Regions from separate parts of the Homo sapiens genome. Here region 2 is linked to region 1. The links are chromatin loops, found by intact Hi-C in ENCODE. Cell type or tissue: Caco-2. All regions are shown on one strand. Links, peaks and the distances in the headings refer to the core of each region. The heading gives the core; the rest is flanking DNA. Region 1 overlaps MAML2 (mastermind like transcriptional coactivator 2). Region 2 overlaps MAML2 (mastermind like transcriptional coactivator 2).

Region 1 (15,921 bases), core at 5,097-13,096:
TGTTGACTGACTCTTCCCTGGAATCACCTTCACATGGTGATTTGTGGGAATTACAGCTCCCATGTTCTTCTGGGTTGTTAAATATTTTGAATATTACCCCCATACATACACTTTTTATGATAATCAGCTTGAATGTTCAGTCTTTTGATACATTTTAAAAGAAAATTCTTAAGTACACATGATTTGAAAACTTGCAAATAATGCATTAATTTGCATTTTAATATTAATGATGCTTAATGTACTCACTACATTGGAAAATACTGTTACAAGTTTTATTAGTTCATTCATCTGAGAGTTAAACTGATATACATATACATTGTTCTTACTTTGTATCAAAGATATGCAAAATACTTGAGTACAGAAGTAATGATGAAGTACCTACCCCTCTGGGAGCTTATAGCTTAAAATGGGATATATATGAGATAAATGAGAAAGGTTTATACCACAGAATAACATTATGTAAATCAATTTAACCAAATAACAACACCAGAGGGAAAGGACTTTTAGCTACCACTCATCATTATGTCCCAATATAATGTTCCAGTTCATGTTGCAAATAGGGCAGCACCCTGGCTATTGTGTGGTAGTCTGTAAGTAGTGAAATAGCTGTGGGGTAAGGCAGTGAGTCTTTCACCTTAGGGAGGGTGCGAGCCCAGACCCACTTGACCATCTATCACAAATCTTGCTGAAGTTCTAAGATCCCTTTCAACTACAAATTTTCATGCTTCCATAGAATCATCCCTGACCTCAGGAAAAAATACAAAAATGGAACAAACAAAACAGAATAGTAAAACCTGAAGTAAGAAAAAAAGAAATGAATTTGACATTGTACAGATCAGGAGAAAGAAAGTTCATTAACAGTTTCAAGATCCCTGCGTTTTCACCCAGCAGGAAACAAATTACCATGAGTTAAGGTGGGGAAATTACTGGCAATTCATTGCCTTCTTTTAAAGACTTTAAAAAAAAATGAGTAAATAATTTTAGACTATTACCCCCTTTCCATGAGAGATACACAGCTAGTTAAACTGCCATGCATATTAATTTTTTGTTTTCATTTTATTCCACCTACCAACTACACAGTGTCTGCTTTCCAAAATTAGTTTGAAAGCCAATGACCTGTGTTTGAACTGGGTGAAATAGCATAGCAGTTCACACCTGGAATAAAAGAATGATTGTGTGTGAGTCTGTTAATGGCTGTGTAGAGCTATATCTCTATATGGAGCTATATAAAAATATATTTTATACATGCCAGATTCATTTAGACTTGAATTGACCCTGTGGTAAAGCAGCAGGAATAAAATATTTTTTTGATAAAGCACTCACTCAAATAGAGAAATGAGCTCTTGCAGTTACCATTTAATCTGTGACTTCTTTTTGAGATGCAGAAAAACTCCATTATAAAGTGCTCAGTTCATCCAGGGACACAGACACACTGTGGGTTATAACACACCCTCATCTGCATGGTGAGGTACATGAGTCAGCTGCTCTTCTCTCAGGAGGGTGGCTTTAAAGCTCCACAGTCATGCATGCTGCCAATTCCAGATTGTCCAAACCTGTAGGTTAGCAAGGACACAGGTGAGCCATAGGTATGACATGTTCATAAAAAGAAAAATATATTTTAATACAAAACATGTCAGGGGAGTGGAGAGTGTCAAATTGAGGACAGGAGAGACCTAGATTCAATGCCATAGTTCTTGGCTAATCTCTGAGAAGCTTGTTAGTCACCCTCTTTCTCCTTCCCTTACTCTCCTGTATCTTCCCTTACATACTGCATAGTCCCTTGTAATTTACAAGACATAAAATACTTCCTTTGTTCATCTGTATACTGAATGTAAGAATGAACAAAAGGTCATCATAAGGACAGCCTGTGAGTTTATGCACTGCATACTGCAAATGACCCACTCCAGCAATGGGAAGACACCCCTAACATTGCTTCTCTCCTTATAACGAAAATATTATTCATCATCAGCTTTAAAATGGATCTTCTCACTCTGTGCAGTCTCCGTGGTAACGTCCCATAAGCCCAGGGTTTTAAGACCTTTCTCCTGTGCTCTAAGCCTACATATCTAACTGCCTAATGGCCTTTCCACTTGAATGACACATCATTCAGTTTCAGTGTCCTAAACTGAAGTTTCAACTCCAAGTCTGTTTTTTTCTCTTGTAGTCTTCATGTCAGTCAATCAGTCTTTTATCCTAACCAGAAATATGTGAGTTCTCATGGATTCCTCCCTCTCACTCACTTTTCAGTTCTATAATCACCCAGTTCCTACATTGTTTGCATCTTAAATATCTCTTCTAGTCCTCCCTTCTCCTTTATACCCACTGCCACTGCCACAATGTTAGCTCCTTCAGATCTCATATTTTCTCACTTTTATTGCTATAGACATACCCCCCGCAGTTATCCTACCTCTAGGCAAATCCCTTCCAAAATGCAGCTGCCAGTGTGATCTTTGTAAAATGCTTTTATGATAAAGTTCAAACTCATTAGCAAAGCACACAAAGACCTTTGTGATGTGGTATTGCTGAATTAAACTACTGGCAGCCCTAGAAAGGTAAAGTGTATTTGATGCTTCTGTGCTGTTCCCTTAGCCCAGAAAGCCCTTCCAGTTTCTGTTTAGTAAAGTCCTATTCATCTTTCACTACTCAATGAGTCATAAGTAATCCCATTAGGAAAGCCTGTGTGATCTACCTCCTCCCTAATTTGCCAGCTTGAGTTTGCTTCACCCCTTCATAATACTCAGTCAATCATAATGTCTTATAATCCATCATAGCACCTCACACAATGAACTCCAATGTCTGGTTTGTTGGGATGTCCGCCTTACTACATTGTAAGCTTCTTAAGGGTAGAAACCAGTTCTGATAGGCTTAGGGCAGTGACCACCAACAGAAAAAGTACTTGGTAAATGTCTAACACAATCTGTTTTACTTTTTCCAGAGCACGAGGCATGCATGAAAGAGATTAATTTACTCCACATGGGAAGTTACTACCCAGGCTTACCAAAAGGTCAGGTTTATATAAAGTGGCGTTCCTTTTTTTCCCCCTTAGTAAGACATTAAAAAAAGAAACCACAATTGAAAAGCCAAGAGCTATCTGTGATACGGAATATGAACACAGAATCAGATTCTCATAGCAGCTAAGCTGTTCCCCAGGCAGTGGTTCTCAAGGTGTGCTTCCAAGAACAGCAGCAGCAGCGGCATCACACATGCAAATTACTGGACTCTGCCCCAGATCCACAGAATTGGAGACTGGGGATGGGGCTTAGCATTCTGTTTTAACAAGTCCTCCAGATGATTCTGTTGTGTATCTAGCTTGAGAATCACTGCCCTGGAGAATGGAAAAAAAAAAAAAAAAGTTCCCACAGAAGGGTTTTAGCAGTTCTAGAGCACCTACTATGTGCCAGGCCATTTATTTTGTTTACCTTATTAACTTTTTCAGGATACTAAATTAGTACTTCAGGATTTAATTCTTCTAAGATATCTTTTATTCCATTTTAAATTATTTTAGAAAGTTCTAATTTTTTTTTTTTTTTTTTTTTGAGGCAGAGTGTCTGTTGCCCAGGCTGGAGTGCAGTGGCATGATCTCGGCTCACTGCAACCACAAGCGATTCTCCTGCCTCAGCCTCCCAGATAGCTGGGATTACAGGCGCTTGCTACCACGCCCTGCTAATTTTTGTATTTTTAGCAGAGACGGTGTTTCACCATGTTGGCCAGGCTGGTCTCAAACTCCTGATCTCAGGTGATCCACCTGCCTCGGCCCTCCCAAAGAGCTGGGATTACAGGCGTGAGCCACCGCGCCTGGACAGTAAGTTCTAATATTTGATAGTAGAATACAGTGATTGTACTTAGCAACAATATTTTGTATATTTCAAAGTAATGGAAGAGAAGACATGAAGTGATACCCACAGATACAAATGGTAAATACTCGAGGTGACAGATACCCCAAATACCCTGACTTGATCATCTCTCATTCTGTGCGTGTAACAAACACTCATGCATCTCATAAAGATGTAAAATATTATGTATCAATAAAAGAAAAAAAAATCGAGATACAGAAGTCCTAAGTTTGCTATAGTTCCTGGCCTGGTAAAAATGGTGTATCCTCTACATGCCTTTTCTCAACACATTCCGTGGGTGACTCCTCTCTTTTTTATACTGAGTATGGCACTGAACTGACACTTTAAATATATTGCCTTGTATCATAAATATCTGAGCTTATCTTTCATGCTGTGAGTTTTTACAGAGCATGAATCCTGCTCTGTGTACAGAGGCCTGCCGCACTCGGCTTTAGATAGTACCTTGCACGTATGAGCTAAACACTTGATAAATATCAGTGGGATGAGTGCATAAATCTTACAATATTTATCATAGTACTATCCAGATTTAGGTTTCCTTTAGGTTTCCACTATAACTGCACAGAGCAAGGATTAAAAGCTTTTTTTTTTTTTTTTTTTTTGGGTCTGAGAAGCTATGGAGAGGAGGAAATGGGAGAAATAATTATGAAAATGGGGAGCTAACCACATTTTTTTCCTCTTCTGTTTTTTAGTAGCCTTTTCGCAAGCCACTTCGACCTGATTGGTGTTTTAAAGGCACAGACATTGCCATTTCAATGTGTGGATCCATTTAACTACGTGGATCCAAAAAGCTAGTTCTTATGCTCTGCCTCAATTATAAAATCTTCTTTGGCCTAAACTTGGCCTTGGAACTATGGTTGTCGGTACAGGCTGGCATGACCCTAAGGTGTCACTCTCAGCTTTTGAGGGTGCTCTGTTCAAAGACAGACAAGGACTTTTCTTTCCTTAAATGCGGTCCTCTGTGACTTTGCTGTTTTAGATTTTAGGATTAAGTTTAAAATGTGTTGGGCACTGACAAGGATAAGAAATTGTTCTTCCTGTCCTCTCTATAGGCAGAAAACCATCTTTTCCAAGAGAGAGAGATGGCAAGGGTGTAACAGCACAGTTCAGAGTTATCAGTCAGCAAGAGTGAATGTGCATAGCCTTCCTCTCAGTAAAGTGGATCCATTTGAAGGAGAAAAAGGAAACAAAAGTCTCTGACATTATATTATTCTGTCAGTTACTGCTTTCTCTAGAAGTAGAGAATGGACCAGGAAACCGGTAGCTGCTTTGATATTATTTTACCTTTTTCCTTTCTTGAGAATTATAGATTCTGTACCTGTTTTCATGGACATGAGATAGCAAAATCCCCTCAGGCACAAGCATGTGAGGGAAAACTGATTTCCCTGCTATCTTCCTGGCTAGAACATTCTTACTTAGCCTACTCACCATGCTAGACATTTTCCAGTCGTTCTAAAACCCTCTTGATGAAGGAATGTAAGTTCCTGGAGCTTGGAAGTAGGACCTTCTATGGGTTAAAATATTTAGCTCTTACCCATAGTGAAGAGCTAACGACATTGATGATATGGCTAATTATAATAGATATAATTAGGTAGGTAAGTTAAAACAGACATAGAGACCAGCTGAAGAGTCTTTATTTTTATTGATTTGTAGGATAAGGAAATATTTTTATATGTGCTATTATTTCTATGGTAGGAATGTTTAACTTAGGGAAAATTAATGGAAAAACAAAGCTTTCTACACTTCTCAAGTGTCCTGCTTCAGGCAGTTTTACCTACAACAGCACTGATGTTGAATTTCACTTTAAGTTGTCACATGGTCTGAGTTGTACAAAAAGAAAGAAAAATTCTGGCCGGGTGTGGTGGCTCATGCCTGTAATCCCAGCACTTTGGGAGGTCAAGGCGGGTGGATCACGAGGTCAGGAGACCAAGACCATCCTGGCTAACACGGCCATCTCTACTAAAAATACAAAAATTAGCTAGGCGTAGTGGCGGGTGCCTATAGTCCCAGCTACTCGGGAGGCTGAGGCAGAAGAATGGTGTGAACTCAGGAGGCAGAGCTTGCAGTGAGCAGAGATCACGCCACTGCACTCCAGCCTGGGTGACAGAGCGAGACTCTGTCTCAAAAAAAAAAAAAAAAAAAAAAAAAATTCCTTAGTGTTTGGATAAAGAAGAAAATGCAAAAGTTAGGATATGTTTAAGAACTCATTCATTAATTATATTTTTAGCCATTATTCTAAAGGGATCTGGGCACAAAGGTTATTCTCTGCAGCATTTTTATTATAGCAGAAAGGGGCAAGTAACCTAAATGTCCACCCATAGGGAATTTATTAAATATATTATGATACATCTATACAATGGAATATTATGCAGCCATTAAAATTGAGATACAATACATATACATTAACATGGAATTAGTGCAACAATAAATTAAGTGAATAAGTAGACTTTAAAATATGTATAAATGAGCCCATTTATGTGAAATTATACATATCTAATATGCACATATATACATTGAGATTCATGACAAGTTCATCAAACTATTTACAGTAGTGATCTCTAGGGTATTAGATTCAGGTGATATTTATTTTCTTCTTAGACCTTTTAGCAATATTTGAATATTTACAAAAAGAATGCATTTTTTTCCAAATTAAACATCTAATCCAGATATAAAAGAGTTAGACATATGAGCTATATAGCTCATGAGCAGCATCTGTTTCAACTTATGTTTTATTTTTCCAATGCAATTCCACATTGCTAGCCTTTTCATTAGTAATAGTTTAATTAATTAATAGGTTTAACTAAACCTATAATTAAACATTAATTAATACCTAATTTAATATTTCTGGTTTTTAAAGTTTTCATAATAGAAATAACTACATAATTCATAAGGAATAAGGACAAATAAAAGAAATACTCTAAAACTTTATAGTTAACAGAGAAACAAAAATACAACAACAGGAAAGCTATAGTAGAGAGAAAGAGACGTGTAAAGATGTCTATAAAGAAAAAGATGAGAAATCCTTTATAAAAGTAGGGGCCAGGTGCGGTGGCTCACGCCTGTATTCCCAGTACTTTGGAAGGCCGAGGTGGGCCGATCACAAGGTCAGGAGATCGAGACCATCCTGGCTAACACGTGAAACCCCGTCTCTACTAAAAATACAAAAAAATTAGCAGGGCGTGGTAGCGGGCTCCTGTGGTCCCAGCTAGCAGAAAGGCTCACGCAGGAAAATGGCGTGAACCCGCGAGGCGGAGCTTGCAGTGAGCCAAGATGGCGCCGCTGCACTCCAGCCTGAGCTACAGAGCGAGACTCCTTCTAAAAAAAAAAAAAAAAAAAAAAAAGGAAAAGGAAAAAGAAAAAGAAACAAGAAAAAGAACTAGGAATAAATGAAAATACCAAGAGAGACTGCAACTAAGAAAGGAGACAGGATAACAGGATGATACTATCTTATAATGAATGGGAATTACATGTTGTAAAAATGTAAAAATAAGGATTTGACCCCTGCAACAATCCAAAGAGTTTAGTAAATGAAAAGTTTTAAATCTCCATTTGATATATGAAAAATGAAGGCCTGGGAAAGGCAAGCATCTTGCCTTATATCACAAATTTGATATGGAGGCTGGCTATCTCCTTACTTGTTATATACCAGGCATCCTACAAATTGTCTTATTTAAATCTCAATAATTTAGGGAGTATCACCCCCATTTTGCAGATGAGAAAACTGAGTCCCACAGTCATAAAATAGCTTGCCCTAAGTCACATAACTACTACATAGACTAAACTGGACTCTAACTTAGGTCCCTTATTCATATTTCCGATGATGTTTGCTTTCTTTTTTCTTTTTAGCACTATGGAGAATAACTTGCAATAGAAAGAAAAAATATGAATAAGATAAACAAGGATAAGGATGAAAGCTACAAAAGAAGAAAAAAAGTTCCAAAATTAACAACCATTTGTTTAAACATATGACAGTAAATTACTTCATTTGCATGAAATTACTATTTTGGGGTAGCCTAATTTTTCCCAGGTCAAATATTGGTGAAGCCCAGTAAATTGTGTTCCTTTTAATCTAATTTGAACTTTAAAAAAAAATACGTTTCAAGAGATAAACTTTTTTTCCAAAAGTCATTTACAACTTTTATGGGGAAATAAGAAAGGCTGTGCAAGACAGACAAGATTATTGCCTTGATTTATAAACAGTACAGAATTCAGATTGTTTTCAATTGCTGTCAGAAGCAGTACCTTACTTTCAATGCAACTTGATGCCAGTTCTGATTGTGACTGTCCTCTTGTTTCCATGGTAACAAACTTTAATGTGATCAGCATTACGTAGGAACTTTTTGCATTGAAACAGGCAAGAAAAAAAAATTCTGATTCTCTGTGCCTGAAACACATATAGTAGGGGCTGAATAAATGTTTATGGAATGAAAAAGTAAAATAGAAATAGTCTCAGCCTTACAACTGCGTGCTAAACAGATGTGGTGCTAAAATTTGCATATGTAAACCTCTTCATGGGACAGAATAACCTTAAGTAAAACAGAAAGGTGTAGGGTGGTTTTTGCTTCACTTTAGACCCAGATTGTAGCACAAAGAGCACTAAGTCGAAGGCTTAAATAGCTTAATTGTACAGCAAGTTAGAAGTTAAAGGGTCAGAGTAATGTTAAGTAAATGAAACTGTTTTGGAGAAAACCTGTAATGCTGCATTCCAGGTCTCCAAAGGCACAGTGCCATTTTTGTGTGTGTTAAATCATTTTAAGGCCAAATACTGGTGTTTGCTGACTTCCAGAACTTCCTTATGTTTCCAGCCTTTGCAAAACAACATAGCCAAGTATATAGTATCTAAATCTGGTGGGCTGCTTCTGAGATTTTCTTGGAAGGTATTTAAATATATGTTGGTTTTTGTTTGTTTGTTTCCCACTCATAATATGTCCTGTTTTCTAAAAACTTTTTAGGTTCAGGCAGTTGACCATTTATGTGAAAAATGTCTGAAAAATTTGACCCTGATAAGGTGGATGCCTCTTGTGAGATCACAGAAGCCCTTAACCTGGAAGAGGCGTGTAAACCAAGAGGTTTCAATATATGTAACAATTGAAATTTAAGCATATTTAAATGTTATCTACTCAAATATTTATTGAGTCCTACTATATGCCAGGCACTGTAGTAGGCACATGTTGAGCAAACAAAAATTCCTGTTCTCATGGGGCTTACATTCTAGCAGAGAAAACACAACACAACACAAGTACAATGCATAGGATGTTGGATGGTGGCACGTGTTGTGGTATAAAATAAGTCAGAGAAAGGAGTCAGTTTTAAATAGGAAGGTTATAGAAGCCTCACTGAGAAGGTGGCATTTGAGCAAGGACCTGAAGGAGGTGTAGGATAGTACCAAGCAGACATCAGGGGAAAGAGCATTCTTAGGCAGGCTGAAGAAAAAGTGCAAACATTCTGAGACAGGAGTATCCCTGGAATGCTCTAGGAATAACAAGGTGGCCCATATGGTCAGAGCAGTAAGCGAAGGAGAGAGAAATGGGAATTGATATCAAAGAAGTAATGCGGTCTTGGAGGCAGGTTGCATACGGCCTTGTAGACCACTGAAAAGATTTCAGCTTTTGTTCTGAATTAGATGGGAAGTGTATTAGTCTGTTTTCATGCTGCTAATAAAGACATACCTGAGGCTGGGTAATTTATAAAGAGGTTTATTTGACTCACAGTTGAGCAGGGCTGAGGAGGCCTCAGGGAACTTACAATCATGGTGGGAGGGGAAGCAAACACATCTTTCTTCACATGGTGGCAGCAAGGAGAAGTGCAGAGCAAAGTGGGGGAAAAGCCCCTTATAAAACCACCAGATCTCATGAGAACTTGCTCACTATCATGAGAACAGCATGGAGGTAACTGCTCCCATGATTCAATTACTTCCCACTGGGTCCCTCCTATGACAAGTGAGGATTATGGGAACTACAATTCAAGATGAGATTTGGGTGGGGCCAAGCCAAACTATATCATTCCAGTCCTGGCCCCTCCCAAATCTCATGTCCTCACACTTCAAAACACAATCACACCCTTCCAACAGTCACCCAAAGTCTTAACTGGTTCCCACTCCTGGTACCAAAATCTGTGTTAGTCAGGGTTCTCTAAAGGGACAGAACTAATAGGATATATGTATACCTGAAGGGGAGTTTATTAGGAGAATTGACTCACAGGATCACAAGATGAAGTCCCACAAATAGGTTGCCTACAAGCTGAGGAGCAAGGAAGCCAGTCCAAGTCCCGAACCTCAAAGGTAAGGAAGCCAACAGTGAAGACTTCAGTCTGTGGCCAAAGGTGTGAGAGCCTCTGGCAAACCACTGGTGTAAGTCCAAGAGTCGAGAAGCTAAAGAATTTGGAGTCTGATGTTCGAGGGCAGGAAGCATCCAGCACAGGAGAAAGATGGAGGCCAGAAGACTCAGCAAGTCTGCTCTTTCCAACGTCTTCTGCCTGCTTTACTCTAGCCACACTGGCAGCTGATTAGATGGTACCTACCCACATTGAGGGTGGGTCTGCCTTTCCCGATCCACTGACTCAAATGTTAATCTCCTTTGGCAACACCCTCACAGACACCCAGGAACAATACTTTTGCATCTTTCAATCCAGTCAAATTAACAGTTAATGTTAACCATTACAGGAAGGTACTGGAGGGTTTTAAGCAGAGAAGTGGCATAATCTGACTTAGGTATTCAATGGATCATTCTCGCTGTTGTGTTTTTAAAAAGACAGGAGGAGGGAAATTTTAAGGAGATTATATAGGAAGCTATTGTATTAATAAGAAATGGTGGCTGGACATGGTGGCTCATGCCTGTAATCCCAGCACTTTTGGAGGCCAAGACAGGCGGATCACGAGGTCAGGAGTTCGAGACCAGCCTGACCAACATGGTGAAACCCCATATCTACTAAAAATACAAAAAAATAACCAGGTGTGGTGGCACCCGTCTGTAATCCCAGCTATTCGGGAGGCTGAGTCAGGACAATTGCTTGAACCCGGGAGGCAAAGGTTGCAGTGAGCCAAGATCGCACCACTACACTCCAGCCTGGGTGACAGAGCAAGACTCCATCTCAAAGAAAAGAAATGGTGGTATCTCAGAACAGACTGCTAGTGTCAGAAGTGGTATTTGTTGGATACTGGATATCTGGTAGAGACTCCAGCAATTTTAGTGGATAGGATGTAAGGTTTAAAAAAAGAGTAATCAACCTAGATGCCAAGTCTTTTTACTGGAGCAGCTACAAGGATGGGGTTGCTCTTTACTAAGGATAAGAAAACTGGGGAGGATTGAGTTTTGAGGAAAAGATCAAGAGCTCAGTTTTGGATGTCAAGTCTTAGCCATCTAAGGAGATATCATTTGTGTATATGACTGGAGTTCAGGGGAGATGTCTGGGTTAAAGACATACATTTGTCAGTCATCAGTGCTATGCTAATTTAAATATTTAAAGCCATGAGGTTTAACGAGAGGTTTCTGAGCTCTGGGGCTCCCAACGTTTAGAGGTCAAGGGGATAGAAACTCCCAGAGGGTACTAGAAGGAGTGGTAAGTGAGGAAGGAGAACAACCTGGAAGCCAAATGAAGAATGCACCTCAAGGCTGGGCATGGAGGCTCACACCTGTAAACCCAACACTTTGGGAGGCCAAGGCATGTAGATCGCTTGACGTCAGGAGTTTGAGGTCAGCCTGGCCAACATGGTGAAACCCCATCTCTATAAAAAATACAAAACTTAGCTGAGTATAGTGGCATGGACCTGTAATCCCAGCTACTCAGGAGGCTGAGGCATAGAATCACTTGAACCCAGGAGGCAGAGGTTGCGGTGAGCTGAGATTGTGCCACTGCACTCTGGGCTGGGCAACAGAGCAAGACATTTCCCCCCAAAATAAAAAGAATGTACCTCAAAAAATAAAGCAAAAAGAGGTTTTTAATGGATTATATATATACTTACTAGGACATGCCAAAGTGAGTGGAAGGAAACAGAAGGAAATAGCCTTGGTCCCTTCAGTAACAACCATGTTAATACCTTCTCAGGAACATAACATACAATAGCTATTTAGGCTGAATGGAGAGCTGAAGCATAAACCTACAATGATGATTCATGTGACTTTCTACCATAGAAATCTCACCAGATTCACAGAACCATAGACACTTTGGAAAAGAGCTAAGAGGAAACCTAGTTCAATCCCTTACCTGATGCAGTATGCCCACCATGAAGTCATCCGTCTTAATCATCTTCAATAACAGGCAACTTGAAATTTCTCAAAAGTCTGTGCATATTTGATTCCCTCTAGCAGTTCCAATAAAAATAACCAAGTCATTTCCATGGTATATGAATGAAGTGGATTATGATGCCAACATTATATTGTTTCATAACTTTCTGAGTATGTTTCTCAGTTTTAGAGATTTATTCTAATCCAAATATGCATTTATTCGAGCAATTTAGTGTTTGCTTGATGTATATACTGTATTAATCTCTTCTCTTGCTGCCAATAAAGACATACTTAAGACTGGGTAATTTATAAAGGAAAGAGTTTTAATTGACTCACAGTTCTGCATAGTGAGGGAGGCCTTACAGTTATGGCAGAAGGCAAATGAGGAGCAAAGTCACATCTTACATGGCGGCAGACAACAGATCGTGTGCAGGGGAACTCCCCTTTATAAAACCATCAGATCTCGTGAGACTTATTAACTATCACGAGAACAGCATGGGAAAGACTCACCCCTATGATTCAATTACCTCCCACTGGGTCCCTCCCATGACAGATAGGAATTAGGGGAACTACAATTCAAGATGCAATTTGGGTGGGGACACAGCCAAACCATATCATATACCAATTTTCCTTGTAAGTAGGGTTTTTGATTTTTCAAATGTTTGTTCCTTGGAAGCCACATAGGTAGGAAAAATATTTACTTACTTTTTTGCTTTGAGACAGGGTCTCCCTCTCTCACCAGGCTGGAGTGGTGTGATCATAACTCACTGTAACCTCAAACTCCTGGGCTCAAGCCATCCTCTCACTTCAGCCTCTGGAGTAGCTAGGACTACAGGAGTACACCACCATACCTGGCTAATTTTGAAATTTTTATTTTATTTTTTGTCAAGACCAGGGTCTTGCTATGTTGCCCAGGCTGCTCTCGAACTCCTGGACTCAAGTGACTCTCCCTCCTCAGCCTTCCAAAGTGCTGGGATTACAGGTATGAGTCAGTGCACCCAGCCTACTTTTTAAGATGTATGCTTAAAGATGCTATGGTAGAAAGGGAAATACAAAGTTAAATAAAGATATCCAAATACCATTATAGCATCAAACTTCATAATAAAATGAAATCATAGAGAGCAGAGATGGCATCCTTCTGGTTCTGAATGTATGTACCTGTCAACAAAAGAAAGCCATCTCCATGTTTCCAGAGTCATGATGAAATCACATTTCAAATTGTTTCAACAGGTGCCTTATGTCAAATGCCTCTTCCTATAAAAGAAACTGCTGAGTTGTTCTAAACAGTGCATGAAAATAGCAAGTGGGCTGAGTGAGCAATCACAGTGAGGTCCTGAGAGGTGTAAAAAACCCCAGATTCAGATTCAGCTTCCTCCAGAGAGTGGGGTTACCTCCCACCATGCTTGAGGGACAGCCCTCCCATAATTAGACTCTACTCACAGTCTCAGCCTGAAGTGTGACTAGCTGAAACTAGTGACTGGAGGAATTGAGCCCCTGTAGGGAGGTCAGAACAGGTAGCACTTTCCTTCTCTTGCTCCCTGCCAATGGTTACCCCTACATAGAATTTTTATTCCTACCTCTGGGCAGCACCAGCCCGTTAATAATGAACCTAGAATGTGAAGTGAAAATCAGCACCATGTGCGGTAAGCATTAGGTAATTACATTTCACTTGTTTAATTAAGTTTCACTTTCTGGTTGCCTTGAGGGAACTGTAGGAAAGGATTTTGATTTTGTTTTTGTTTTTGTTTTTCCTGATGCTTTTTTTCTTTTTTCCCCTAGCTAGAAGCTGAATAATTCCACACAGTGTTGAAATGGATATGCTGTGTTTGTGTTGGCCGAATTAAGCATCTATAATCATGTATTTCCTCTCTTTTGTCTATTTGTGTCACAGTCTTAATATGTGGGATAGAAATTTTGTTTAGTGGAGACATAATTTTTTGATTGTCTTAGGGCTTATTTAAACCAGCTCATCTCCATTATAATGTGTTTCTGTACTTTACTCATCAGCTTGGCACTGACTCCACTATTGTTTTCTTCAAATACTGTGTATTTTCCCTGAAAGTCCAAGTAGCTGACAATTTTGCTACCTCTGCAAGGAAATCTGCTTTATTTTCTCCTAGGTTTTACACATATATAAAACTATACATTAGGGACATACTGTTCCTCAGCAGGCTACATGGCCTTTCATTCACTCTCTTAAAAATATCTGTGGACCTATTATGTGAAATAATGTATGATTTGCTCAATGGGAGATTTACTTCTCAATAACGTTATGTTTTATTAAGCCTCACGTATTTCTAAATTTATATACCTTGAATAATAATTCCATCACAGAAGGGGCTCATTATTAACCACATTTCCATGTGTGATATTCACCGAGGCATGTCCCTGGAAACATACCTAACCACATAAGAGTAAAAGCCTGTCATAGCACAGGAAGCCTAGAATAAGTACATCCTACCATTTAAGCACCTAGGTCTTAATATGTCAGTTCATAATTAGATTCTACCTTTGTGGTCAGTATTTGAAATTGAGATATAGTTAATCAGTTAGAGAGGTAGTCAATTTCACTTTGTCAGTGAAGCTCAGAATCGCACCAATATGTTGTTTTTCTTTTTTTTTTTTTGAGACGGAGTCTCACTCTGTTGCCCAGGGTGGAGTGCAGTGGTGCCATCTCGGCTCACTGCAAGCTCCGCCTCCTGGGTTCATGTCATTCTCCTGCCTCAGCCTCCCGAGTAGCTGGGACTACAGGTGCCCACCACCACGCCCAGCTAATTTTTTTGTATTTTTAGTAGAGATGGGGTTTTACCGTGTTAGCCAGGATGGTCTCAATCTCCTGACCTCGTGATCTGTCCACCTCGACCTCCCGAAGTGCTGGGATTACAGGTGTGAGCCACCACGCCTGGCCAATATGTTGTTTTTCAAAGACTGCCGTCCTCATACAGACCAGCTTGGTACTGACAGAGGAGGTGAAATGGGAAAAGTTCCTTTGTCCCCCTCGCAGGGTGTACGATGGGGAAGTGGCTCGTTTCTTCAGTGCCCTGCTGCTCAGGCCTCTAAGGGAGCATACATACGGGCAGGCTGTGGGGCTCCAACACCAGGGCAGTGTCTAGGGGTGAATGTTTACAGCTTTTGAAGCCCCAGTAGGCATGTGTTACAGGGTGCTCTTTTAGTGTAGCCATCCAAAGGCAGCTTGTGTTAACTAGCTTAATTACACCCTCTACCTTGTGGCAAAGACAGAGGGCTTTCTGTATCCTGGGGTGCTTGCTTTGGTGTAGTGGAAGAATCAGATCACACGTGGGCTTGGAGAATGAGTGCAAGGTTTTATTGAGTGGAAGAAGCTCTCAGCAGATGGGGGAGCCATAAGGGAGATGATTTTCCCCATAAGTTGGGCCGCTTGGGGGCCGAGCGCTCCTCCAACTGCCCCAGCCAAACTCTGTGTTGTTTTGCCCGTCAGTGGCCTGCTGGTGCCTGCTGGTGAGTTCCACTCAACGTCTAGCCGCTTGTGTGTTCCTCTGCCAATGTGCTCCTCTCCACGTCCAGCTGCTTCTGTCTCTGCCTTGCTAGGGTCTCGGGTTTTTATAGGCACAGGATGGGGGCCTGGGTGGTCTTGGGAAATGTAGCATTTGGGCAGGAAAACAAAAATGCCTGTCCTCACCTAGGTCCGTGGGGGTGGAGTCCTAACCTGGGACCATGCCTTCCTCTACCCAGCACTTCCCTTCCCCTCTTCCATATCATTTCTGCTGAGCTGTCTTTCACCAGTGGTTGTGTTCCTTCTCTTTTGAACAGGACTTTCTCTGTGCAGACTTCTGTACTGTTCAGTTACATCATAAGCCATATTCTAGTTA
Region 2 (15,921 bases), core at 3,928-11,927, 51 kb after region 1:
ATTCAGAGGGCTTCCTGGGGCTCCAGGGGTGTGAAAGGCCTTGGGGGAAGAGAGGGAATCTCTGCAGGATCTCACCAATTGTTTTCAGAAGAAAATTAATTAGAAAACACTCTTACGTATAATTGCTGTTCTAGAAAATGGTTACAATTTACTTCTTTAAATGTTTAACAACATTTTAAATTATGTATTGTTTTCTTTTTGCCATTCATTCATCTCTTGGTGGTTTGGGGTGTGATTTGTGTTTTTCCCCTCTCTTGACTTATCTGAGAAATTCTGGCACTAGCCAGGTTTGGGATGTTTTTGTTCAGACATTCTTAAGTTATTTGGTAAGAAGAAAGGCTTTGTTGCATTTTTCTGCTGAGAAACAACTTTCTTTTTCTTTGTTTCAACCCTGAACTTCCTAAAAGCTCTTTATTTCTATAGATTGTTCTACAAAGCTATGCCTCAGGAGGTGAGAGACTAGGGAGCATTTTTTTTTTGTTCAACTAGAAGTAGCCACATTTTCAGAAAACAACTAATAAGTTTAAAATATGTCAAAGATAACTTTACAAGAGACCGCGTGAACATAGATATGTAAAGGAGAGCCTAGTGCTCTCAATGCCCATATCTGCAGGCCTCAAAATTGCTTATGAAGTCTAGAAACCATGGCCATCTGCCAGCCGGAGGCAGCATCACCACAATGGAATTCACAGTCACTCTGTTAAGACTTTATAAATACAGTGAGGGTCCAGGAGCCAGGACCTTCAGGCGCATGAGGCTTGTCTGGTCTGGTCTGGCCGACTGAGCAAGGAAACCCTGTCCTTGAATGAGGACTTCCTCAGCTTCAGTGACTAAATGTTTGTTCTCAAAAGTAAAATGTCCCAATGGAAGGTGGACAGCGGCCATCTTCTTATTTTATTTGTTTATTTTTAGCCAGGCACTCCATTAGTTGTGGCAGGAAGTCATCCTGAGAGGAAAGTCAAGGTGTATGTACATGGTTGACTTGGGGAAAGTGTTTGGAAGTTGGAAAAGTGGAACCATTTTTGAGTGTGACTTCATTTCTCTTCTGACCTAGCTCTACACAGTGTCATATCCTAGGAACTGGGTGCTAGCATGAAGGAGAAAAGCAAGATAAATTAAAGAGCTTTACCTCTAGATAGTAATAGGAAACCAAGAATCCAGCCTGGTGATGGCTGGAGGGAGTGATTGAAGTTAGCTGATGCCATGGGGAGTTAGCCAGGCAGCAAAAATGTCTGGAAACCCGATGTGGCCAAGACTGGGCTGTCCAGAAGCTCATCAGAGATAGACTCAATCAGTACTTTCTCTCCCACCTTCCTGAACAAGAAGAAAAAAATATGAGAGAATTGAGTTTGTAGTGTTCCCTTTTTCTCCCCCCAGGCTGGAGTGCAGTGGCACTGTTTCAGCTCACTCCAGGCTCAGCCTCCCAGGTTCAAGTGATCCTTCCACCTCAGCCCCCCGAGTGGCTGGGACTACAGGTGTGCACCACCACGCTCCACTATTTTTGTAGTTTTTGTAGAGACAGGGGTCTCACTTTGTTGGCCAGGCCGGTCTCAAACTTCTGGGCTGAAGCGATCTGCTTGCCTTGGCCTCCCAAAATGCTGGGATTACGGGCATGAGCCACTGCACCTGGCCGAGTTTGTAATGATTTCATTCGATGGCGACAGAGACATAAATAATAACAGCAGCAACAACAATAAACACTTGTTCTCTGCCAGGTGTTAAGCAAAACACATTGTATGCCTTTTCTCATTTAAACTTACAACAACCATATAAGGAAACTACTATTATTATTATTTCCATTTTACCCATGAGAAAACTGAATGAATCTCAGAGAGGAGCAAACTATGTCAAAAGTCACATAATTGGATAGTGAGATTATGGTGTTTGTACTGAAATATGTTTAACTTCAGAGCTCATGCTCTGAACACATACTATACTGCTCATTTATTCATTTATTCACATATATATTGTGCAACCACAGTGTGCCAGGCACTGGGCTGAAACAGGAGGATGAGAGAACCACTCCCTGCATTCTTGGCATGAAACTTACAGTATAGCTGTGAATGAGACTTATTTATGAAATAATCACATAAATGTATAACTGTGAACTATGAAAAGCAATATTAAGGAATGGATCACTACAGGATTATGCGTAGGTACTAGGGTAAGTATATACCTATTAGAAGGAAACTATGAACTATAATAAGTGATATTAAGGAAAGTTTAGAGAGTCAGAAAACTTGATATAATTTTAGGGAGTCAAGGAGAACTTCCCGAAGAAAGGGGCACATGCTTTCAGATCTGAAGGATTAACATGATAGCTAAGCAGAGAGAACTTGCTGGGTAGGGAAAGGCTAGCAGGTACAAGGGCCCCGAGGTAGGAGACAGCTTGACATGTTGCTGATTCTGTGAATACTTATTGAGGCATAGTGTAGCTACTGGTTTGTCACTTTTGTTGTGTTTCATATTCCTCCATTGAACGTAACATTTTTTACTGTTTCACTAATGAATTGATGTGAAGATATTCTATTTTATGCAGTTTTGATTTGTTTGTTTTCTGCTAATTTTATCTGACAAATTTAAAGTTTTTAGGGGAATAAGGGCTACATCTGTCATTGCTGTATCACAGTTTCTAAGATGGCATGCAGTTTAGGTACTTAAGTGCATTTTTATAGTAAAGAATAAGAATAATAATAAATGTCAATTCAGAGACTAATAGAATTTAGTTGCTTTTAGCTGATATGCTCAATTAAGAATTGACACTGTCTGTAAAAATCTTATCTTTATATATAATATGAGCTAGGAAATAGATTCATTTCTAATTTTTGCTAAGTGAAACATTTTAATATTCCTTGAAACTAAATGGAAAATTTTCCAAAGTAATGCTTGGCAGTTTGGCATGTGGAGAAAAAAAATCTTTCCTCTAGAGCAGCTTTTCCAGGGAACAGATTAGAATTAATTAGGGGATGTTTTACTAATGGAATATTTTTCTTCCCATTAATGTCACTGTCCTTCATGCCTGAGGATGGCATTATTGGCAATGATTGCTCTTATGTGTGAGAGACTATATAGACAGACAGGCCATTGCATAGAATTCTATTTGTCACACAACCTGAGACCACTGTCTTTAGTTTCAAAGCCTGAAGCTGTTTGTCTGGTCTGGCATTGTTTGGGACCTTACCTGCTAAAACTGTAATTGGCCCAGAGTCTTTTCTTGAATTCCACCCAAATTCTTTCCCTGTGACATAAAATCATTCTTAAATAACTTTTTAGGCAATAAAGCCTCCTCAGATTCAATCCCCATGCTATCTGTGGTGGGGAACACTAGGATATTGAGCCTTTAAAAACATGCACCATATCTTATTTGTCTTTGTATTTCTAAGATGTAGCATAGTGATTGGCTGATAGGAGACAATAAGTATTTGCTAAATATGTAATTAATTGAATGAATGGTGATCAACTAAAGGTGGGTTCCAGATTACAATTTTTGATAACCAGCTCAAATTTCCTTGCTACCTTGGACATTAATGATCATAGATTTAAAACTATGAATAACTACAATGAGAATGCTCGTACGATCTCTGTACAATCTGTATTGGTTATCTAATTTTTTTTTTTTGAGATAGTGTCTCGCTCTGTCACCCAGGGTGGGGTACAGTGGCCCATTTTTGGCTCACTGCAACCTTCGCCTCCCAGATTCAAGTGAGTCTCCTGCCTCGGCCTCCCAAGTAGCTGGGACTACAGGTATCCGCCACCACGCCCAGCTAATTTTTGTATTTTTTAGTAGAGACCGGGTTTCACCATGTTGCTCAGGCTGGTCTTGAACTTGTGACCTCAAATGATCCACCCACCTCAGCCTCCCAAAGTGCTGGGATTACAGGTGTGAACCACCATGCCTGGCCATGGTTATTATTCTGAATAATGAATTACCTCAAAATTAATTAACATTTATTACCACATATGCTTTCTAAGAGTCAGGAATCAGAGAGCAACTTAGCTGGGTGGTTCTGGTACAGGTCTCTCCTGAGGTAGCAGTCAAGCTGTATGCTGGGGCTATCATCTGAAGCATGAATAGAGATGGAAGATCTGCTTCCAAAGGCTGTTGACAGGTGACACCATCATGTGAGCCTCTCTGTAGGGCAGTTTAATTGTCCTCCTGACATGGTGGCTGGCTTCCCTATAGCAAGTGATCAAAGAGAGAAAGCAAAAATTAAGCTGCATGGTCTTTTATGACCTAGTTCCAAAGTTGCACACCATACTTCCTTCCCCTCTATTTTGTTCCTTAGAAGCTGGTCACTGAGTCAAACCTGCACTCAGGAAGAAGGTAGTTTTCACCTTTTCTGAAAAGAGGAATAGCAAAGAATTTGTAGAGATTTGAAAACACTAAAATACCTAAACATTGAAACTCCCCCAGAGTATTTACATGAATTGCATGTTTTCTAAAGTAGTGCAATGTATCACAATGTTCAATTTGTCAATAAGAAGTGCTTTTAGACAAAGTGCTTTTCCTGGAAATTAGCTAACTGTCTTAAAGTATAAATAATGTCATTTTGAAAAAAAACAAAAATCCTTGTAACCATGAAAACAAGAATCACCAGTACTTGAAGAATCCAAATAATGACCTAATTTTGTTTTTATTTTCTTTTTATTCCTCTGAAGTAGATTCAACAAATTCAAGTAAAGAACATTATGTGCATCTACTTTGTGCCAATTACTATGTCATGTGCTCTGGGAAGGGGATACACTTATGCAGAGGTGACAAAGATATAATCTGTCCCAGAGAAGCTGAGAGTATAACAGAGATGATGGACACATACACAAAACTTAATATGATATGAAGCTCACTGTATTGAGTTTTGTGAGAGAGCTACAGAGGAGGTGTTATGGGGGCACAAGGAGAAGAAAGTTAATTAACATTGAAAGATGAGAAGACATCTTGGAAGAACTTGAATTGGGCCTTGGAAGAAGAACAGCCATTCAAATAGATAGAATTGTGGTAGCAAAGGCATAGAGGTAGGAAAGTATAGATCTCCAGGGACAGTAGTCATGGGGTTGGGGCACTGTTGGAATTTAAGGTTGGAAGGATATATTGGAGCCCCTTGAATACGGTAACAAGGCACACCTTGGGCAGTGGAGAGTTATCAGAGTGTTTGAAAAGGAGGGTTATTGAGTAAATAAATAGACTGGTACTTTAGGAATTTTAAAATGTGGATCATTGTACTACTAATAACTATTTATTTTATATTTACTATCTACTAAGTAATTTACATGTATTTTCTTGTACTGACTGTAAACCTTCTGGGTGTGGGTGTTTTAAGTGCCATTTTACTGATAAAGAAACTGAGGCTTAAATAGTTGAAATAAGTCACCCTGTTAGTGAGTGGCAGAATGACAAGTCAGATCTAGGGTTGTCTAACTCCAAAGATAATATAAAATAATGTATCTCTCTTTTCCCTTATGCATAAAATATGGGAGCATATTAAATCATACACATAGATTGTCAAAAAATACTTTGGGAAACTGATTATAATATCAAATAATTCAGTGCTGCTGTCTCTTACACTTTTATCCCTATCTGTAAAACAAACTACAAATTGAGAGAGTACATTCCATAGCTTGGGAAAAAACCCAATTGTGTTGTACCTAAACTAATCATCTTAAGGCAGTAGTTCAGAAGAACAGTACTACTATAAGCCTCAGAAAGAGGAAACTACCTGGGTATGGCGGGTGGGAGCGGAGAGAGGATCCGAAAAAAATACCTATCGAGTTCTATGCTTATTACTGGGGTGATGAAATTATCTGTACAACAAATCTCTGTGACATGCACTTTATATATAATACAAACCTGCACAAAAACCTAAAATAAAAGTTAAAAAAAATGACAATCAAAGAAAAAAAGAAAAAAAAAGAAAATACCTGGCTGGATCTACCCTCTAACATTTTTAGGACTCAGGGCAAGACAAATGAAAGCCTACATACTATGTGTCTAAATATTAAACATTATAAATAGGCTAACAAATGGTTAAGTAAAATATGCTTTGTCTTTCTACCTTGACAAATAAATGTTGATAATGACAAAATTGAAAAATATATGGAAAGCTGTCATTCTTGAAGTCAACAAAATGTCCATGATGACTGTAATCATTATTGTGTACATCTGAATATTCTGTTGTGGGGTTGGTGATGTTTCCATGAGTAATAAAATTAGGTCATACATAATTAATATATTATTACTTAATCTGTAAAATTTATTTTTGCTTTCATTTCTGCAATTCCCTAATTATGTTGTTATAATGACAGTTTTCATATAACGTGTCTTCTATTGACAGTAATGATCTAAATATTAGATTCTAAAGTATTAAAAATGAAGTGTAATATTAAAGTACACACAATTTGAATTTATTTTCATCAAAAATGTAAAGTAAAAATAAAAATCCAAAACTAAAGGTTAGCTTTTGTGCTACTAAAAGTTTTCTTCTAAAATCTTCAGTTTTCTGGGAAAAAAGGCAAAATTCAAAGTATAACTAATGAATATAACATTCAAATAATTATTTAAATGAAACAAATTATATTTTTTGAAAATTTAAATCACATTAAATATTTTTATAAAAATAAAACTGGTAGTAATTCTAGTGTTCAATGGTGATCCAATTACCAAAGAATCCCTAGCACACTAGTCACTACTAGACCTGCATATATTTAACTTTAAGGGCCATAGGAATTGTTTAATATTACAAGATGTTCTTTGGCCACGATATGCAACTTTTGGGGTTATCAAGGTAATAGGTGAGTACTTCTGGAGCATCGAATTAGAACATGAAAAGAAGTAGCAAAATGGAAGCTTGGCACTCCTGGGAAATGATATCTCATTATCCCTTGCATTCGTGCTGAGAGGAAAGACTTGACAAGTTAATTAATTTGTCTTTTTCTTAACTGAGTGCTTCTGCTGCTCAACTCCTCCCTGCTCTCTAAAGAAGTGTCCTTCTCTGATATGGGCAGCATCACAATCCAGCCTCAAAAGAAGCCACCTTGGGCTTCCAAGACACAAAGCAGGGGATATGGAGAGGTGTCTGCACTAGAGTCTGGATGGTGCTACTGACAACAGTGAGTGTTCAGGGTGACTGCTAGTGCTGTGCAGTGCTGAGCGCCACATTCCATGGGACCACGTGTCCTTTAATAAACATATTCAGCGTGCGCTTATGGAACTCATGGCTTCTAAAGCACAAGGCGTATGTTTCAAGCATAGTGCTATCCCTGAGCAGCATTTGTAAGCCTCCAGTCTGCAACAGTGGGATTACCTACCAGGCTCAGCTGATGGACCGGGATGATATTGGAAGAGAGGCTGCCAGCCTGAAGACTTACCTGGAAACATTTTCTCGTTGGTCTGGTTTTAATAAAATCACCAGATTCCACTAGAAGGAAACCAAAGATTACAAAGGTCCAAATTAATATATGACAAAGTAGAAACGGAAACTGGGAGGAAATGAGGTGAAACACAGGGGATGATGTATTGGAAATAGGGAATGAAAACCGTACAGAGTAGAAACACCTGAAAGCAGTTCTGGAAACTCCACATGCTCCTGCTGTACCAAGACCTGGTCCTATGTGTGCTGACCTTGTTCTTCTGCTCACATCTGCCACATCTGCAAATGTGGCAACATTTTAGCTGTTTTCTATTAACACTGAAGTACTCTGAGAGCTTGGAAATTTTCAAGTGCAAAATCAGGTCCAGAGAACAGTAAAAAAAAAAAAAAAAAAAAAAGCTTGACTGAACTGCCACTCACATCTTCCCTATACTGTGCAGAAGCAAAGAGCTCAATACTGATTTTGGTTTTGTGGTTGAAGGCAACTGCTATGAAACTTCTTAAGTGGTTCATAGTTGTCCATATTTTATCCTTATGATTGAAACAATATTTCCTGCTTTCCCCAGAGTAATAATTTTAAAGGTGGGGTCTCTAACCTCGGGTATAGCCTGGCCTCCACAGTGTTACACTGTTCCCAAAATGACAGGGGATACAAAACAGATGGGTCACACTGCAGGCTGCAGAAGTGGGATTTTGTTCCTGAAGACAAACCCCACACTACAGGAAAGGCCCAGCGCTATCTCTGAGTCTTGATAGGTTTGGAATGACTTTAAAGTTATTAATCAAGAAGTGAATAGGTGGAAACTTGGGAACATGTCCTTCTCTGTGGTTAACAGTGGGAACAGCAAGGCTAATTGCTTTAAGTCTAAATAATCAGAAGCTGTAAACTCTGTCACCCAAACTTCCAGTTTATGTCACTGGCTTTCTGGAGGCTGCATTACAGTGTTGTGGTGGTGAAATTATTATTAATTAATGACCATAGTATTAATAACACTATATACTGTGAACTTATTTTATAGTAATACATCTCCTCAGTGCTCAATAAATACTTGTTGAATAAATACTTTCTCATTAGTTGGTTCAACAAATGCCCATTGAATACCTGTTATGAAAAAGGCACTGGGTACTGATCCAAAAATGAATTTGTTTTAGCCAGAGTCTTCCAAGAGATTAGAGTTTTACAGATATTATCCTGATGAATGAACAACCCAGAAAGGCATCCTCCTTTCAGTTTGATGATGCTTTTTTTTTCACTTTTTATATAAAAGATTTTGAATTTGCTATTTTGAAAAATCCAGTAGAGGTTTCAGAGGATGTATTTGAAACTTGTATTTTTTTAAATCTATGTCTGACTGTTAAGGAAATTGTACTTTTTTCCAAGTTACTCTATTACCTATAATACAACCAGAAATAAAATGTTAAAAACTCAAGCTCATGCATACCCAAGGATGACAAAAAAAATTCTGCATGTATAAGAACACTTTACATTGCATTTTGTAACAACTTGCAAAGAAGATAAATAATATGTATGACTCCAGATTGCAGTAAACAGACTCCCACTTAGCTTAGCTTTTAAGTTATGCAACTTCCTCACTGATGACTTAGAAAAAAATAAAGAGGCAGCAAATAGTCAATAAAGAGTAAGGCAGGAAGCATGTGCTGACTCTGAGTCCCAGGAGGGCTCACCATGTCCGGTGCCACTAGGGAAACAAATCTCTAAGGCAGTTGAAATTTTCCTGCTTCTCACATAATCCCAAGCAGAGCACAAGGCAGTGGCTTAAATCTGCAGGTTTAAAGGAGCACAGAGAAAGAGAAATAAGAGAATGAAATCTGTACCCTAAGAGAGTGAAGGAGGGTCACTCATTTGTTTACAGGCAGTGTTCCCCCACCCCCTTCTCTAGACAGCAAGGAATTTGGAGCCTCTGTCAACTCTCAGGCAAAGATCCTTTGATCAATTCACGTAGGGCCTGATAACGCATGGACACTGTGGGAGATTAAAAGAAGATAGTAATATTAATATAAAGATCATGGCAATGATAACAACATGCCACCATTTAGTGTCTTTGTGTTTCCCAAGAGTTAACACTATACATGCATCAACTCATTTAATACAACATGATGAAATAGTCTCATTTTACTGAGGGATTAAAAATAATAAACTGATGGCTGAGTATGTTGGCTCACACCTGTAATCTCAGCACTTTGGGAGGCCGAGGTGGGCAGATCACAAGGTCAGGAGTTCGAGACCAGCCTGACCAACATGATGAAACCCCATCTCTACTAAACATACAAAAATTAGCTGGGTATCGTGGCAGGTATCTGTAATCCCAAATGCTCAGGAGGCTGAGGCATGAGAACCACTTGAACCCAGGAGGGTGGAGTTGCAGTGAGCCGAGCTTGTGCCACTGCACTCCAGCCTACATGACAGAGTGAGACCCTGTCTCAAAATAATAATAATAATGAACTGAGACTCAGAAAAGATGTTTGTTCAGGGTTACAAAGCTCAGACAGGACAGGGCAGCATTGGAAACCAAAATTGGTCTGACTCCTAGGCTCATGCTGTAAATCACGGTGCAAGGCTTCTACTATCTATGTTTTTCCTAAAAGAATGTATAAATGAAAAGATGGTTAACATATTAAGCAAAATATGTTAAACGTCAAATGAACTGTATAAACGATAAATGCTGGAGAGTTGAGGTGGCAAAGAACTCATGCCCGAGGTGATCTGGGAAGGCCTCTTGAACAAGGTGGAATTATAGCTGGTTTTTGAAGAATCCGAAAGTGCTTAGATTGAAAGGTGAGACATGTACAGGAATGGTTTCTAAGATGTCATATTTTATCTCTGTCCTCATCTTGACTGGCACTAATGAACATCAAAGATTTCAACCTAAATACATTGAGTGCCCAGTATGTGAAGGGCCTTATTTATGTTGTTTTAAAGCTTTTTAACATACTTTAAAGAAGGGACTGGTTAATCTCCACTGTCTAGATCCATTAGACCCGGAGCCGGATGGCCCCAGGGGCCTTTGGGAATGGCGTGGTGGGACAGTCTCCACTTTTGCACATACCCAAGAAAAGAATGGTCCTTTGGGAATTTTGCAGACCTACAATCTGGAGATAATGTACTTCTGATCATAATTCAAGTGCCCCCAGATATAGGGTTGCCAGATTTAGCAAATAAAAATATAAAATGCTCAGTTAAATTTGAATTTCAGATAAACAATGAATTATCTTTCAGTACAAGTATGTTTCAAATATTCCATGGGACATACTTATAACTTTTAAAAACTTATTTGTTATTTATCTGAAATTCAAATTTGACTGGGCTTTTACATTTTATTTGGCAACCTACCCAGTCAGGAATTGGAGGGAAAATTTTGAGATTTGAATTTTTTGGCATACATAAATACTCTTCTATGTGAAGACCTCAAATAAACTAAAAAACAAAAAGAAAAAGTGTCAGTATTATACATTCCCATAAAATATGCTCCATTTTAAAATGAGACCAATGGGGCAGGAAGTTACCTCACAAAAGTAATTTTGTGGAAATAATATAAAAATCTCTGAGTTTTTATACTTTATTTATTCAAGAAATTCTGGCCTTAAAATAGTAGTCAGTTGACCCAAGTAAGTCACTTGCTCTGCATCAAGATAAAAATGCATTTCATGCTGTGTACGCTGAGGATAAAAAAAGACATGCTGAAAACTGGATTTCCAAGTAGTGCCCCTATTAAAGATGACAATTAAGTGGGGTTCACCGAGGATGCATGGTGCCTTAGGATTGAATTATAAGAATGATGATTGTTTTTGGAGTTGGAGTCAAATATCAGCCTTTAAACCAAGTCAAAGCCAGGGTTACAGCTGCGTTACAGCTGCCTTCTGTCACTGACACTGCTGTGGAAAAATTCAAAAGGCACACCAAACGTTTTTTCTAGTGCATTTTTCAAAGCAACTTGGAATTAGTACAAGTACCTCGACGCAGAAAGCAAATGTATTTACCTATGTAATATCAAGCTTGCCTGGAATCATTTAGTAGGAAAAAGTATTCTGCAGAGAAATGTACTTTGAGAGAATGCAAAGCATGAAAGGTAAATTGGAGTCTTGAAGGGGGGATTTTAAATCACATTTAGACATAAATCCTTTCAGGTCATGATTCCCATAGATTACCAGCATCTGCTAAGCCTAGATAGTTCATAATCACTAAAATTGTCGTAATCTTCCTATGGAAGGTTTACCAAAGAAGTACTGAATTACACTGGGTTAATACTTTTAAGGATGAATGGTCAAGACGATGATGCTAAATTAATGCAGTGGCTACATAGTAAAATCTAATACTAATAACATATCTGAACGAAGCTGTGGTTTCAAAAGGCGTTCACTCCATCAGGGTAATGTATTCTCAGGTATATGATCAACTAGAAAGTTGCCAACCATTATTCACCTTCACCTACTCCTACAAGCTTCTCTGTCCTGTCTTATTCTTTTCTACTGTCAAAAAGAGAGAAGGACTTAAAGGTTGGGTCTGTAAAATAGGAAACCATAGAGCAAAAACACAGATAACACAGTCAAGGAAGATGCTCGAATAAATTATCGGTGGACAGTGTTCTCTGGATTGAAGCATGGAATCTAAATATGGTGTCTCATAGAGTCTACTGACATACCACGCTATAAGTGGAAACAGTGCAGGGCAGCATCTAGTGCTGTGTGAACTGTATCAACAGCACCGTGGAGTGACAGTCACCATGTCCTATTATATTTTTGGTTATTTAGATGGACAGTGCATTTGCGCTTGTGCAGTTACTTTTAGTAAATGCACAGGAGTGGCATTCTCACTTTCCTTCACTGCATTTGCAAGGATCAAGGGAAATATTTCCAGTGACATGGAGCTAGTAAAAATTGATCAATTGTGAAATAGCTAAGCAAATACTTGTTATACTTTAATAGGAACAGCAGTGTAACATGTAATGAGCACTGAGCAAAGTATGTTGGATGCGCTTATGCATCCACTGAATTCGAACATATTGGTCTGCTTCTTCATTCCACATCCCCACCATCCTGCTCTCACACTCCCTGGTCTCCAGTCATATTCCTAATTCTCTGAATACTTTGCTTCATGGCCTCTTACATACCTATTTGCTTGTGCACCTCCTCCTGCCCCTGGTGGAATTACCCCTGCCCTTTGTCTCCTGGTGAACCTTTGCTTTTTCAAGTCTCAATTCAAAAGTCACCCTGACTTCTACTCCCCAGTGTCCTACCCAGAGTTGGATGCCCCTGCACCGTGTTGCTCCAGCCCTGAATTCACACCCTCTGTGAGAAAACACATTACGTTGGCTTCTAATCAGTTGCTTCCCTGCTTTCTTCTCTCAATGGGCTGCACGCTTCCTGAGAACAGGGACTGAGTCTCTTTCTGCTTTTCATTTTCAGAACAGAGTGTCTGTAATACACAGCATACCTAAATGATCCATAAGCATTTTATTACAAGTAATCTGGAGTGCACCATGGCCTGGACACTCTGGGGCAGTATGGATAAATAGAATACCAGGACCAGACATACCCATGTAAAACTTCCAAAATGTCTACATGTAAAGCTACAAATTTAATGGTACCAACAATAAAAATTGGTGCAATCAAGAGAAGTGAAGTAAAATTCTCTGGGAAGAATTGAGGAAAGCCTTATGAGAAAGGTGAAATTTGAGGTGGGACTTAAGAGAGGCATTAAAATGGAAGAAAGCAGTGGCTTCCTCTTCCTGGGAGTTCATCAGGGCCATAGACTTTAGGGCAGAAAAGTCAAACTACAGACTGAAAAGAAAAGGCCAAGTATGAATGGAGGGTTTAGGTTGAGGAGTAGGCTAAGATCTTCCTGGTTCTTCCCTCTGTGCAACACTGAGAATCTTTTTCCTGTGTCCAATTTTACATCTTCTTCTTCTGGTTTAAGCATGCCTAAAAGAGATTACCAACTACCAACTTCTGAAGACACAGTTTGTGTAGTTCCTGTGGACTGGGACATGTGACTCTGCAAATATGATACTAAATACTCTATTTTTTTTTTAAGCAAATTGAGTATGTAACTCTGTCTCAAAATATGCAGTACATGTCTCAGCCTTAAACTTGTTCCCCTGTGCTTTTAGATAATAATTTTTTGAAATGTGTTTGGAAGTCTTTGGGGGCCTAAGTTTAGAAAGCTAGAAAGACATTCTCATTGCCTTTGTTGTTCCAATCTGTTGTTCTGTAATTTCTGGACTTGGATCTATCATTTGACTGAAAAGGATAAAAGGTCCAAGAGTGAAAAGAAATGGGTTAAAGAGAGGGAACAACCAGCCAAAGCAGTGGCAGCCAGCACCCGAGGGGGGTGGCTGCAGCTGGGCTCTGCCCAGCTGCAGGTGTGGAGGAGGAAGTGCAGGAACGAGCCCAGGACCCATTTCCAGGTGGCAGCAGGGTTCAGTGGGCTTAATTAACCGGTGAACTGCTCATGAGGTCGGTCTGTCTCTACCTTTCTACACCACACTGAACAAGCCACTGACCATTTCCTGCCTCGGATTTCCTCAGCCCCAAAGAGGGGACAACAATGTGTATTCGTCAGAGAAATTACTGGCCACTGTCTCATTCAGAAGCTGCCCCTAGAAGTGTTAGTAAAGACTTTTAAAAACATGAAACAAAGCAGAGAATTAAAAATAACAGGAAGTGGAAGAGAGAGCACACTATGATCTGAAATCTTCTGTGTTATATGCTGGTGTTAAAGAGGTCGTGAGGCCTTGATGAAGATTTGTTACTTGGAAGGATGTCAGTGCTGGGGACCTGCTCTCTGTGAACCCAGCAACCTGCCCCAGCATTTCAAGGGGCATACAGTCCACTCAGATGATTTATTTCTGAGTTGGAATTACCCCATTCCCCAGCCCACCCTCTTTTCAACTTTGTACAAATGTAAGTGGCCAATTCACTTTACTACACAAATGACTCATGATTTCATGAGCTGCAAGCAGCAGTTTCTTAAGCAGCTTTCCCATATTCCTAGTGCAAGAAATGGACACACAGACATCTCTTATGGGCTAGATCTTTTTAATTTGTGAAGCAAAGAAAGTGAGGGAACCACTGGACCCAATCTCAAGTATCCAAGGTCAACTAGACGAGGCACATGGCCAATTTCCAAAGACACATGGTTCTTTCCTAATCCTCAGCCTCTACTTCCTCACTGGATCTGAGTTCAAATCTCAGAAAGGTCAGAGCATGTGCATTTTTGGCATTTTTAAACAAATGGATGCAATTAAGAACTTGAGGAAAGGGTGACTTTCTATAGTTTTCAGCATACATCAGCTACTTGACAACTTCTACTAAAATAGAGCTGCTTTCAGAGGGTAATGTGAGTAGCCAATCACTGCCACTCAGGACAAAAATGTTGGCCAATGACCTAGAAGTAAGTGTGTGGTGTATTTCGCATGACTATAAGTGCTTCTCATTAGGAAAATAATGGCATCAGTTCCTGGAGTTTTCTTGGTTATTTAAACCTCCTGCTTTGGAGTTGAGTTCATGGTTTACCAACATCAGCAAGTGTTTCCTATTTTGTTGTACATGATCACCAAAGGAATAGGAGGCAATAAAGGAAATGAGAACTAAAGGTTCTAGAGAGATTACATTCTTTATCACATTTAATCTTTATAAGAACCCCCAAAAGTTGGTGTTCTTTCCTCCATCTTACAGATGTTTTGAAAACTGAAGCTCTGAAAAGTTACGTAACTTGGATCTACAGAGCTCTAAGAGGACGTGCTAAGATTTGAATCCAGAATTTCGTGACTCAAAAACGTTTTCTCCACAATATCAGTTTACCAGAATAACCTAGGCATGGCCTCAAAAGACCTATATTAGAAATTAGCTATATCCTAGTTCTAAGGAAGTATTCATTTTTTATTATTCAACTGTTAAAACTGCACATATATTATATTCCATAGAAATTCTGAGCATCAATAATAGGAGATACTTTCACTATTTGTATATATGTATATGTATATTTGTGTATATATACATACAAAATATATTTTACAATTGTCTCTTTGTTCCAAGAGTGGGAAGGAAAATAATTAGAATTTGTAGTTGGGCATTTGTGTCCACTTTAACCTGATCCATTCTGTCTAACTTTTCTTTGCAAGCTCTCAAATTCATTGTTAGCCTATCTGATCCTGTCGTCTGGAGACTGCCAAGTATTTCACATCTTACCCAGGGAACCGACCACTTTTAAGGGAGGGAGGGCACTCTTTACTGACTTTTCCTAATTTAAATTCATTGAAAATTGTTAATTTTAAGGGCAAAGACAAGGCAATGCATCTGTAAAGAGCTCTGTCACTTTTCTCCAAGTGATGACTAATGGTGGGGAACTTAAAACCTTATCCTTGGTATCTTTTGGAGTCCAGACAATTCAGTGGTCTCCTGGGATGAGTAAATATCAGCCCGTTCCCAGGAAGATTAACTAGTAAGATGATGTAGGAAAAGCTGCTACTTTTTAGAGGGCTATACTTAAACTGCCATCTACACTTCTTAAGGCAGAATCTCAGATAGTTTACTTCCA

The links. Peaks named below come from ENCODE experiments on the same cell type or tissue, not always from the same donor. Only the 100,000 strongest peaks of a DNase experiment are listed, where the experiment ranks them.
Region 2: a loop joins it to region 1, with 2.4 times the contacts of the local background. A loop is called at or near these places in 6 of 110 quality-filtered maps.

The regions. Positions count from the first base shown.
Region 1 is chr11:96,265,349-96,281,269 of GRCh38, reverse strand. All of the region lies in intron 1 of MAML2 (mastermind like transcriptional coactivator 2), which reads left to right. Among named protein-coding and RNA genes, the nearest start is that of MIR1260B, 68 kb to the left of the region's middle. RefSeq lists an enhancer at 1,489-1,548. In Caco-2, for the core only: no CTCF peak of the experiment used is centred there; a DNase peak (open chromatin) is centred at 8,563; H3K4me3 peaks cover 167 bases.
Region 2 is chr11:96,213,531-96,229,451 of GRCh38, reverse strand. All of the region lies in intron 1 of MAML2 (mastermind like transcriptional coactivator 2), which reads left to right. Among named protein-coding and RNA genes, the nearest start is that of MIR1260B, 120 kb to the left of the region's middle. RefSeq lists an enhancer at 13,973-14,042. In Caco-2, for the core only: no CTCF peak of the experiment used is centred there; DNase peaks (open chromatin) are centred at 7,151 and 9,281; H3K4me3 peaks cover 351 bases.